Linked DNA regions of Homo sapiens: regions 2, 3 and 4 are each linked to region 1. A link is a contact called in ENCODE Hi-C or POLR2A ChIA-PET data. All regions are on one chromosome and are shown on one strand. Each heading gives the region's core, a stretch centred on a gene start or an enhancer-like site at or near the end of the contact. The rest is flanking DNA. Distances are from core to core; before and after follow the strand shown.

What was found. A loop is a pair of places that touch in the nucleus more often than their neighbours do. ChIA-PET counts read pairs that join two places held with the same protein, here RNA polymerase II (POLR2A). Pooled maps may share reads with other maps.
Region 2: a loop to region 1 is called in a pooled map, with 3 times the contacts of the local background. The contact joins two enhancer-like sites. A Hi-C loop is called at or near these places in 1 of 168 maps with a recorded cell type or tissue (CD4-positive, alpha-beta T cell) and 4 of 50 pooled maps. POLR2A ChIA-PET finds 5 or more read pairs at or near these places in 1 of 52 experiments (AG04449).
Region 3: a loop to region 1 is called in a pooled map, with 6 times the contacts of the local background. The contact joins the promoter of HFM1 here to the enhancer-like site in region 1. A Hi-C loop is called at or near these places in 4 of 50 pooled maps.
Region 4: a loop to region 1 is called in a map of naive thymus-derived CD4-positive, alpha-beta T cell, with 11 times the contacts of the local background. The contact joins the promoter of BTBD8 here to the enhancer-like site in region 1. A Hi-C loop is called at or near these places in 1 of 168 maps with a recorded cell type or tissue (naive thymus-derived CD4-positive, alpha-beta T cell) and 7 of 50 pooled maps. POLR2A ChIA-PET finds 5 or more read pairs at or near these places in 1 of 52 experiments (GM12878).

What each region holds. Positions count from the first base shown.
Region 1 is chr1:91,802,591-91,805,438 of GRCh38, forward strand. The region is part of intron 2 of TGFBR3 (transforming growth factor beta receptor 3); the gene reads right to left. Among named protein-coding and RNA genes, the nearest start is that of TGFBR3, 82 kb to the right of the region's middle. RefSeq lists an enhancer at 1,176-1,445. Within about 2 kb of position 1,486, at least 16 of the 41 ENCODE cell types and tissues checked have a DNase peak (open chromatin) inside an H3K27ac peak, as active enhancers do; they include CD4-positive, alpha-beta T cell and GM12878, where a contact is called at or near this core.
Region 2 is chr1:92,314,547-92,317,394 of GRCh38, forward strand. The region is part of intron 6 of RPAP2 (RNA polymerase II associated protein 2); the gene reads left to right. It also overlaps a transcript of GLMN not described here. Among named protein-coding and RNA genes, the nearest start is that of RPAP2, 17 kb to the left of the region's middle. Within about 2 kb of position 1,350, at least 3 of the 41 ENCODE cell types and tissues checked have a DNase peak (open chromatin) inside an H3K27ac peak, as active enhancers do; they include CD4-positive, alpha-beta T cell, where a contact is called at or near this core.
Region 3 is chr1:91,403,427-91,406,274 of GRCh38, forward strand. HFM1 (helicase for meiosis 1) reads right to left here and starts at 1,411. Exons shown (of 39, transcript NM_001017975.6): 1 at 1,372-1,411. RefSeq lists a silencer at 1,006-1,385.
Region 4 is chr1:92,078,891-92,081,738 of GRCh38, forward strand. BTBD8 (BTB domain containing 8) reads left to right here and starts at 1,455. Exons shown (of 18, transcript NM_001376131.1): 1 at 1,455-1,830. The coding sequence starts at 1,682. RefSeq lists an enhancer at 2,728-2,848.

The DNA of each region.
Region 1 (2,848 bases), core at 236-2,735:
CCTCATGTGATCCACCTGCGTTGGCCTCCTGAAGTGCTGGGATTACAGGCGTGAGCCACCATGCCTGGCCCATACTTCTTTTTCTAAGCTCCAGGCCTGAATATTCAACAGCTCCTTCACCATCTACTTTTGTCTCATGGACACCCAATCTCAACATGCAGAACTCAGGATCTTTACCCCTCGTGCCTGTTGTTCCTCCTTCATTCCCTCCCTAAGTAAATGGCACCAGCCTCTTCCTACGTACACCTGGCACCAACCTGGGGGAGGTGCCCCAACATCACCCCTTCCCTCTCCTCACCCAATGGATTCTCTCTCTGGCCACTCAACTCTGACCCCTCCTCTCCATCTCCATGGGCACCATCGTCTCTCGTTCCCTGATTACTGCAAGATGCTCTTAATTCTTATCTCCACCAAAATGTCTTCTATAGAGCAGCCAAACTGATCTGAAAAACCCAAGTCTGATCCTGCTTTTCTCTGCTTTAAAAGACTTATCACTCCATCTCTGCTGTCCAGATGAAGCCCCAAAACCTCAACGTGACTTACAAGGCCCTCCAAGATCTGGCCCTGCTTCCTGCCACGGCCCCGTCTCTCATTCCTCGGACACTTGCTCCCGTGTTTTGGCCATTCTGGTGAAGCACAGAAGTGCTCACTGTCTCCCTATAGCCATCATTCTCCTTTCTTCAAGTGCCAGCTGGACACACAGCCACCCAGAACGAAAGCTATGTTTCCCAATCCCGCTAGCAGCTGGCAGCTTCCTGTATGAAGGGAAGGAGGTCAGTTCTTCTGCCATTTCCTTCTGACTGCTGGTTGGAATGTGGATGTAACAGGCAGCACTAGAGCAAGCCTTTGGGGCCATGAGACAGAAGCAGCATGCTGAGGAGGGCACAGCAACTGAGAAGCCACCTGGGTACTTGATGAACATGGAGCCACGGGATCAGCTCTGAACTGCTTTTTTTTTTTTAATAGGAAACAAATGTAAACTCTTTTTTTTATATAAGCCAATGTTATTTTGGGTTTTCTGACATTTGTAGCTTAACCTACCCTAATTAATGTACTTGCCTTCTTTTATTTCATCAGAAGTGCCAACCTTTGTCCCAAAGGAGCCTCTGAATAGCAAGGTTTCCTCCAGGAACACATTCCCCACCGTTTCTGTTCCTTCCCACCACCATGGCCTGACAAACTCCTGCTCATTCTACTGATCTCTCAAGGAAGCTCCCCAAACCTCCCTCACTGTGTTAGATCTGTATTTTTTCATACTCTCATGGTACTCTCCGTTTCTCTCCACAGCACTTCCTGTGATGAGATGTACATAATTATTTGTGCAATTATTGGTTTCACATCTACATGCTCCCAAAGACTGCAAACACCACGAAAGAACAGAACCCAACCACTCTGTCTGCTGCTGCCTGCCTCACCCCAGCACAGTATCTGGCACAAAACAGACACTCAATTATCGCTGAGAAATGGGGAAGAACCATGGGGTGATGCATGCTGCATGGGCTTTGTGCCAATAAGGGACTGTCTGTCTCAGACTTCCTGCTTTCACTCTTTACCTGAGAGCCAAAGCCTCACTCTTATACTAAAAGGGGCAGAAAAAAAAAACACCAACCATGAAATGAAGGAGGTGGCATTTTTGGTTGCTAAGAATCAAGTCCCAGTTGGGGCTTCCCCACCTTCAACTGTCACAGAAAGCAGGAAACACAAATCTGTTTTTGTCTTCTCTTCCCGGACACTCTTCTGGCCAATCCCCTCTCTCCAGGTGGCAGGACAATCCTCTATCTCTCCGTTGGCACACCACAGCCCCAGCCTCATCCTGCCACTTCTGGGTCAGGCCCTAGCCTTCCTGTCCCTTTCCCTCTGCCACAGCCAGCTCATGAACCTGTCTCCCATCCTTCCCCCTTGGCCTCATAGTGGTTCCTTCCGCAATCTGTCTGCACAATGCCAGGGCCAGCTCCATTCAGGAAGGCTTCCACCTGGGAACAGCATGATCCACCCCACAGGCTCTAGCACAAGTGCCTGAGTTAACACAGTGGCTCAGATTCTCACTTGACCACCATGGGGCCCGAGTATAGCACCTCCCAGCCACGAAGGCTTGGAAACCAGGAAAACATGCTCCGAAACCCCATCTGACTCATCTGCTCACTTTTGTGGTGACCTGTGAGCTCTGGAGCTGCTACTGTAGGCCCTCACCGGCAGCCTCAAAAGGCTGGGAGTGTCTCCTGTGGCCACGGCTGAAAACCCACATCCCGTCTTCCCTACGCAATCTCTTCCCTGCAGTCAAGAGCCAAGTGAGTGACATGCTCTGATGATGCTCCTTATCAGCAGCACAGCAAAAGCTGTGTTACCACGTAAGGATCAACCAGGGCGTGGACGATGACGAAAGAACACACCTGAAAGCAACAATGCTCATAAGCACACACGCGTGCTCACTTCACACCATACTCTATCATGAAAAGGCATGTTGCAGATACTTCATCCAAAGCCTCACAGAAACTCTATAACCCACTATAAGTAAACTGTTGTGAGCCACACAGAGGTAGAATGTGTATTTCAGAAAAGTGCTTCCTGGCAGTAATGTCCATATGGATTCACCTCCAGAGACAATCCTCACTGGTGCCTCCCAATCTGGATATTTCAGTTCATTCTGGGCATCTGGTATGTGACGAGTACAAGATTCCTTAAGGGTAGCTCCCAAAGAAATCTAACTTTTCCTTGGACTCAAAGTGTGAGCTGAGTTTAATCCTCCCCTGCTGGCTTACTCGAGAAATCTGATCTCAAAATCTTGCCGGGTGTCGTGTCTTGTTTGAACTGAAGTCAGGCTCTGCTCTTCTGTTTGGTACACTCTCCT
Region 2 (2,848 bases), core at 100-2,599, 510 kb after region 1:
CAAGACCAGCCTGGCCAACAGGGTGAAACCCCATCTCTACTAAAAATACAAAAATAGGTGGTGGCATGCACCTGTAATCCCAGCTACTTGGGAGGCTAAGGCAGGAGAATCACTTGAACCCAGGAGGCAGAGGTTGCAGTGAGCTGAGATGGTGCCACTGCACTACAGCCTGGGCAACAGAGTGAGACTCCATCTCAATAAATTAAAAAAAAAAAAGGCTGGGTGTGGTGGCTCACACCTGTAATCCCAGCACTTTGGGAGGCCAAGGCAGGTGGATCACCTGAGGTCAGGAGTTTGAGACCAGCCTGGCCAACATGGCAAAACCCCGTCTCTACTAAAAATACAAAAATTAACCGGGCATGGTGGCTCACGCCTGTAATCCCAGCTACTCGGGAGGCTGAGGTGCGAGAATCTCTTGAACCCGAGAGGCAGAGGTTGCAGTGAACCGAGATAGTGCCACTGCACTCCAGCCTGGGTGAAGAGCGAGACTCTGTCTCAAAATCATAAATAAATAAATAGAAATTAGCTTTTCAGAGAGACAGAGGTCTTGTCTTGTTGCAGTCTCAAAAAAAAAAAAAATTTAAAGGAAAAGCAGTATTCAATGTCAGTGAGTCTTCCATTGTAAAGTTACTAATTGGCCTAATTTCAATATTGTTGTGTCTCAAGGAATAGGGAGGCCTGAGAAGAGGAAGCGAGATGGGTGAACAGCTGGTTGGTGGATCAGTCAGAACACACACATTTATCAATTAAGTTTGACATTTTATGTGGGCTTGGTTCATGGTACCCCAAAGCAATTACAACAGTAACATCAAAAATTACCACATATTACTATAACAGATAATAATGAAGTTTGAAATATGATAATTACCAAACTGTGACACAGAGAACACATTTTGTTGGAAAAATGGTGCTGACAGACTGGCAGACACAGTTACCACAAACATTCAATTTGTAAAAAATGCAGTATTTGCAAAGCGCAGTAAAGGAAAGCACAGTTAAACAAGGTATGCTTGTGTAAATTTATTTACCAGATTTTATAATACCAAAACCAAACAATATCCCTTAGAATTTATAAGAGTAATATCTTTATATCACAGTAAGCTCACTACCTCATTGGTATAGATGTTTAAATAAATTTAAGATTTAGACAAATTCATAAATTCTACCTCCATACTTTTATAAGGTTTTGGAGTCAGAAAGGGCCTTGGAGGTTTTCTAGCTCCTCATCTTTAAGGTATGTAAAATATCTGGAGTAGATCCGTAATGTCATGGAGACTAACAGTGGTTCTCACAAAATGTCTCCTGATACCCTGTTAGAGACAAAACATTGACCTAGAATGGTCTGGGTCGTGACGCACTGTGATGCTTCTCATCTTGTGAGTTAGAAATTTTTCACCCACTTGGTGGCCAGAAACAGACCACATAGAGTTTTGATGCTCTGAGACAGTGTGCTCACATAGGTAATTATATAGTTGCAGTTATAAATCCTGTTTGGCTAAATGTAGGCTCTGACAAGCCTTTGAAGGTGGGAAGTCTCCTGCATTGTAATCTAAAATCTTAAATCTAAGAAGGACAAATGTGGAAAATCAAATTATGATTTTAAAGATGAAATTGGGGTGAATGGTTAATGCTGACAGAGCTAAAAGCGCCATCATCTGGTCCAGAGTAGGGGATTTCACACGTTGCTTCTTGGCAGTAAACAGTAGAATCTCAGAGGTGCGGAAGCCAAAAACCTCTGCAGAACAACTATAACCTCTTCCTGAACAGCCACCTCTGTTGCTTGGTATGCAGAATAAAAGCTTTCTGAAACAGGGTTTGACATGTCTCAAAATAGATTTGAAAAGTTCTCACCATACCTGCTGCTTCTGTTGGTTTACATATAACATACATATTCCAAGTGATATATATGCACATATATATAAATATGTACATATATCCACTAAGTTCTTTGGCATAAGTTATTTCTAGTTTTAGATTTACTTTGCTAAAATGAAAACCAATCATCTAATTTATACCTTAGTGAAAGTAAGATGAAAATGTTTATAAAGAAACAGCTTACAAGCATTCTTTAACTAGGATGGTTACATATTTTTGTTTTGTAAACTGAGCTTTCACAACTATCTTCAGGACAACAAAAATTGTGGGAAGATAATAGAAAATACTTAGCTGGAAGAGAAATGGCACTTTCTCTTCAAACGAAAGAAATTTGGATTTCATCTAAGAAAGGACAGAAAAGAAAGAGCAATGTAACTTGGTGCTTCATTCTTTCTAAAACAGCACCTAGCAAAAACAAACTGGAATTTTATATCGAATCTTGAATCTAGTTTATTTCAGTGTCAGGTACCATTCTTTATAGATTGGGGATGAGGGAAGGTATTTAAGGTTCCTTTAAGATAGTTAAGATCTAGAAACAATGTTGAGTTTAGTTCTTAGAAAAATTACACAAAGGAGAAGAAAATAGTTTGTAAAGTATATTGAGTTCCTGTGAAAGGGATTAAGCAAAGGTGGTATCCTTGCAACTTTTTTGGGTCTTTTTCTAACACTAAATAGAGGCAACAGGATATAGAAAGGGCTTGGCCTAATTCGAATCCTAGATTTACTACTTGTTAGCTATGTGATCTTAGGAAGTCATTTAACCTCTCAAAACTTCGGTTTCCTCATCTATAAAAATAGAGTTGAAGGCTCGGTGCGGTGGCTCACAACTGTAATCCCAGCATTTTGGGAGGCCGAGGCGGGTGAATCATGAGGTCAGGAATTCGAGACCAGCCTGGCCAACATGGTGAAACCCCATCTCTACTAAAAATACAAAAAATGAGCTGGGCGTAGTGGCGGGTGCCTGTAATCCCAG
Region 3 (2,848 bases), core at 161-2,660, 400 kb before region 1:
GGTTCTAAAAGATGATGAATTTGGCACTTTCATTATGTAAATCTTTTTTTAAAAAAGAAACACAGGTCCTAAAAGGGACCTTGCTACAGTTCAGTATGAGTTTGTGATGTGAGGGGATGCTATTTTAAATTAATTAAAGTTCTAGGTTTAGATTCAGATTTTTTAAGTTCCTATTATTTATTATTAAAGTTTTAGTTTCAGCACGTGGCACAAAATTAGATTGCCAAACACAATAAACAATATCATCCCAGGTAGTTTTAAGTGTCTGCTCTGCTATAATCACTGTTAAAATACTTAAGCTATTTTTGAGTCTACATAATTTGCGGTGCCGACCTTCTCTAGTTATATTAATGACAATCTCTAGTTAAATATTAATACAACTAGATACAATTAATCTTTAGTTATATTAATGACAATTCACCATTTTGTCTTCTGTAATCTTTACTTATTGTATAAAATTATTGTATACAATTATTGTATAAACTTATTGTATAAAATTGCAGGCCTATTACTTCTTACAATTTTTACTCAGAAACATACTCCTTATTTTAAAAGTACAGAAACTCAGATAAAAATTATTGATTTGCTAGAAATTTTTGTGAGTTAAGGAAGAAGTAGGGACCAACATTTACGGGAATAACCGACCGTCACAAATAACTGCAGAGAATCTGACAAAGAAGGAAAAATCAACGGGAACAAATTACTCCGAGGCTCGGCCTGGGAAAGGACCATACAATTGTCGGAGCCCCAGATCTCACCCCCTCTCCCCAGGCACCAACAGGGCTGGCTGGAAGGGTCCGGCTGGGGACCGAATCAGCACCTAAAGCAAAATAACAGCTCTGTGGATTTCCTAAGGAGAATATCCTAAATCCAAGGCAGAGGCCTTAGGGCCCCGAGAGTGGCACAAGAACGGGGCGCTGGGGCGCGTCACTCCACCCCCCGGGTCCCGTTTCCTCCCACCGCTGTGAAACCCGCGGCTCAGACAGATGGGTACGTCCCCCCCAGCGCTCGCTCAGGGGGCGCCACACACCGGAACACAAGACACAGGAACCGAACACCAATCAGCCGACTTTAGGGGCGGGCCGGACGCCCAGCCGGTCCCACCTCGCGGGGAGCTGGGCCCGCCCTGCGCCCGAGCGCGCCGCAGGCCTCACCGCTTTCTGACTGGAAATGCGGCTGAGGCGCTGGCGCGGGCCGGCGGCCTGGAGACGCCTGGTGACCAACAACTCGCCGCGCCCGTCCGCTGCCTGCCCGGCAGACGGCTCTAGAGATCGACCGCTGCCCGGACGGCTCGGCTGGGTCCCCACTTCCCCGCGGGCGTCGGGCCCCCGTCCCCACCTTCCCCGCGGGCGTCCGGGCCCCTCTCCTCACCTCCCTGCGGACAGCTCCTAGGCCAGTCGAGCGCCGATTTATCAGCCCCTCTGAGGACCGCCAAGCCTGGCTAAGCCGAGCTCCAAGCAATGGATCGCCCAAGCCCCCAACCTCTCCCTTCCTACCTTTTTTTCTCCGAAAGTTTATAACTGGTTTTGAATATATCTCTTGCAGTTTACTGTGTCTATTCTCTTTAAATACAGCTCCTAATCCTGGGTTCTAAGGGTCTACTAAATGGTACCCTTTCCCTAAGCTAACCTGCTTCTCTACCCCCACAACCACCACTCCACAAACATACCCCAACCTGCCTTTCTCATCAAAGTTAGCCAGGCCTCAGCTCTGGGACTTCCGGTCTCTTCGTACCTAAAAAGTGTTTTACCTATATTATTTATAAAATATCACAGTGGCACTCATGAGGTCGGTATTACTGGGGAACTTGATTCAGAAATAAAGTTAAATTTCAGAAATAAATATTCTAAAACACAATGATATTTAAATGTGTTTAGCCAACATGAATTTATAAAAACAGGGCAATAATGTGTTCTTAGGCTGTAAACATGAACAAACTATAAATTATCCTTTTAAGTTTCTTTAGAATTGTCCTCTGAAGATTTGGCAGGGAATGTTTTGTAGATGATAAAATAGCAACGAATCAATGATGCTTTTCTTACAGAGACATTTATCTTTCCTTTGGAAACCCCCACCTGTGACATCTAGGGCCAACCTACTGCTGTCTGACTGCCCTATTCCTGTTCTCTTTTTTCTTGCAGTTCTACTGTTCATTAGCTATATGACCTTGGAAAAGACCCAACCTTTAAGTCTTAATTCTGCATCCTCAGTGATACTCATAAGCTCTAACTCCTAGATACTGCTGCAAGGGTTAAATAAAATAATATTTGCAGTAGTCCTACCACACAGTAAATGCTCATGAATATTAATTTCTTTCACCTTCTCTGAAATGTAAAATTATTCCAGTAATTGGGTGAGCCAGTTATTTGGATACTGATAAAATAACAAGTCTTTGTCTCTTGGAGAAAATAACATTTTGACTGCATAAACTATTCTTAATAGAAAGGTTGAATTATCATTCCTCTCAAAAATACTGGAGAGGAAAGTTACTTTCCATAGACTGCATAGAGGAAAATAACGAAACAGTGCATTTGTTATAGTGAACCCCTCAATGTGTTGAAATTCATACATTGAATTCTAACCCCCGATGTGATGATATTTGAACGTGGGACTTTTGTGAGGTAATTAACTCAAAAGGGTAGAGCCTTCATGAGTAGGATTGTGCCCTTTTAAGAGGCCAGAGAGTTAGCTCGCTCTTTTCCTACCATGTGAGGATACAGGAGGACGGTATCTGCAAGCCAGGAAGGAGGCCCTCGCCAAATACCGGATCTGCCTGCACTGTGATCTTGGACTTCTCAGGCACCAAAATTGTGACAAATGTTTGTTGTTTAAGCCACCCAGCCTATGG
Region 4 (2,848 bases), core at 205-2,704, 280 kb after region 1:
TTATAGTGTGATATATGACATTGTGTGACCTTGGCCAAGTTTACCTATCCTTTGTATGCCTCAGCTTCCTCATCTGTAAATAGGTCTGAAGACAGTACCTAGCTAAATGGTTGTTGTAAGGATTAACTGAGTTAAAACACACAGAGCAAATAGAGTAGCGTTTATCACATAATAAGGATTCAAATATAAGCTACTATTATGTTATCTTTGACACCCCTCGTTTCTACAGGAATAATTAAGAATCAATTATCCATCCAAGCATTTGGGAATTAATTTTAAAAAATCAATTATCCAGTTATATTTTTCAGAATTAAGATGTCTGAATATTTGAGAGGGGGCATTATCTGAAGAAATGGTTACCTCTTGGCCAATCTTATGGTACAAATACAAAGTCCATATATTCCCCTCCCCGCCTCCTTTTTTTTTTTTTTTGTTTGGTAGAGACAGGGTCTCCTTATGTTGCCCAGGCTGGTCTCTAATTCCTGGGCTCAAGTGATCCTCCCGCCTTGGCTTCCCAAAGTGCTGGGATTACAGGTGTGAGCCACCGCAACCTGGCCAATGTATTTTCCAAGCAATTACTATTCTTCACCTTGTGTGTAGAGTTTGTGAATGAAACAGATTTTTTTTTTTTTTTTTTTTTTTGAGACAGGGTCTTGCTGTGCTGTTCAGGCTGGAGTGCAGTGGTGCAATCATGGCTCACTGCAGCCTCGACCTCCCGGGCTCAAGCCATCATTCCGCCTCGCTTCCCAAGTAGATGGGACTTGCCCGGCCCGAAGCGGAACTACTGAGTTTCCTTATTTTGGAGGCAGTAATCAAATAAAAAATACCAAAACCTTAAATGATAATCAGTTTGCTACTTTATTTGGGACAAAAGAGAATTCTATATTTCATCCATCCATCACTTCACTGCTCAAAGACTTTGCCCCTTACCTATTTCTCCCTTCTTGGTCATAAATGTTAGGGCTTTATATGCAAAGCCCTGTGCTTTCTCCGATCAAGTCCAAAAGCTTGTATGAGCCACTCCTTGGATAAGAAGGGGATGGGGCCTTCTAGATGCTGTAAGTATCTCTTATATTGAACTCAGAATTGTTCTGACTGGCAGTTTATGAAGTTCTTCCCCTACTCCTCCCATCGCCAATTTTTCTTGCCCCAAACATTTATACCTCAGGGTTAAGAAGCCAGGTAAGTGAGGGGGTGTGACTCGCCCAGTCTTTCGTTGGAAAAAAGTGTAGACCTGTCAGGAAGACACAGCATAGAAAGGCTGCATGTGCTGATTTGAACTCGAGCCTCAGTAAAACATTGAAATGAATGAACACCAACCGGAAGGGAAAGAAGAGGGGAGGGGATAAGGAGCCTGAGGATTGGTTTGCCCCGCGGGATGGTCCGCGCCTGAGCCATGGGAGGCGGGGTGCCCGCCGGCAGAAGTAAACAGAGCGAGTACGCCTGCGCACGCTCTTCCTGGGTCAAGAGCCGGCTCGGTTCTGGGATTCTGAGGCTCCCCACCGCGGTCCGGCTTCTCTGGGAGACTGTCTACAAACCGACGAGAGGCGTCAACCTTTTACCCTAGGGGGCGGATTTGGGTAGGAGCCGAGCGTTCGGTCGGAAACGCCCCCTTCTTCCTCCTGGGCGGGGCAAGTGAGGCCAAGTACTGGGCCTCCAGGGCGTCGTACCTCTGTGAGACATGGCTCGCTGTGGGGAAGGCAGTGCGGCCCCCATGGTACTTCTGGGGTCCGCTGGAGTTTGCAGTAAGGGGTTGCAAAGGAAGGGGCCGTGTGAGCGGCGCCGGCTGAAGGCGACGGTGTCGGAGCAGCTCAGCCAGGATTTGCTCAGGTAGGAGGAGGCGGGAACTCTGGCTGCTTCAGTTCCTAAATCGCCCACCTCCGCCCCGAAGCTGAGGCTTCTTTCGGCTCTGCCTCCCCCTCCCTCAGCACTTGGTTCTCCTCGCCTCAGGCGACTGCGGGTCGTTAGCCAGTCTCCCCACTATTCCGAAAAGTGGCTTCGCTCGCCCTGAATAAACAATCCCGAGCACCTCGACACCATGTACCAGATTCAAAAGGAAAACAAAAAAAGCTTAGTCGTGTGCAGCACTAGTTTGCTAGAAATATCTCAACACAGGCACGCTTAGTTGTTTCCAATCACTAAGGTCGGGTGGATCCAGGTCCTGAAACTTACACAATTTTTAAAATAAGCTTATACTATTTTAAGAAAAATAATAAAATTAGGAAAACGATTATTTGAAATGAGGAAAGAACAATACTATAGTCTTGGAGGTCTCTTCTGAGGTCTCTTTAAACAATTTACCAGAAATGCTTCCTGATTGCGACCTGGATTCCTCTCTCCACCTAGAGCTCTCTGTAGCTCCCAGCAACTCTCAGCTCCTGTGAGGACCAAAGCAAATGGAGGGTCTTCCTGACATTTAACCTTTGTAAGCCTCATGGATATCCTTCTCGGGTTATTGGGAATCCAGCTAAAGTAATTTCAGCTTACAAAGAAATTGAAGCTTAGAAATATGACCTAGCTAATTTACATTTCCAGCAAGACATTGATTCTTAAACTTGGGTGGGCATCACTGAAATTTTCCATTTCTAACAAGGCCCCAAGTGATGCTAATGCTGCTGGCTAGGGTGACTATGAGAACCACTGAGGTAAACATAATTACTAATAATTAAAAGTTGTGCAGCATTCTACTTTTTTTTTTTTGGAGACGGAGTCTCGCTCTGTCGCCCAGGCTGGAGCGCCGTGGCGCGATCTCGGCTCACTGCAACCTCCACCTCCCGGGTTCAAGCCATTCTCCTGCCTCAACCTCCCGAGTAGCTGGGATTACAGGCACGCGCCACCACGCCCGGCT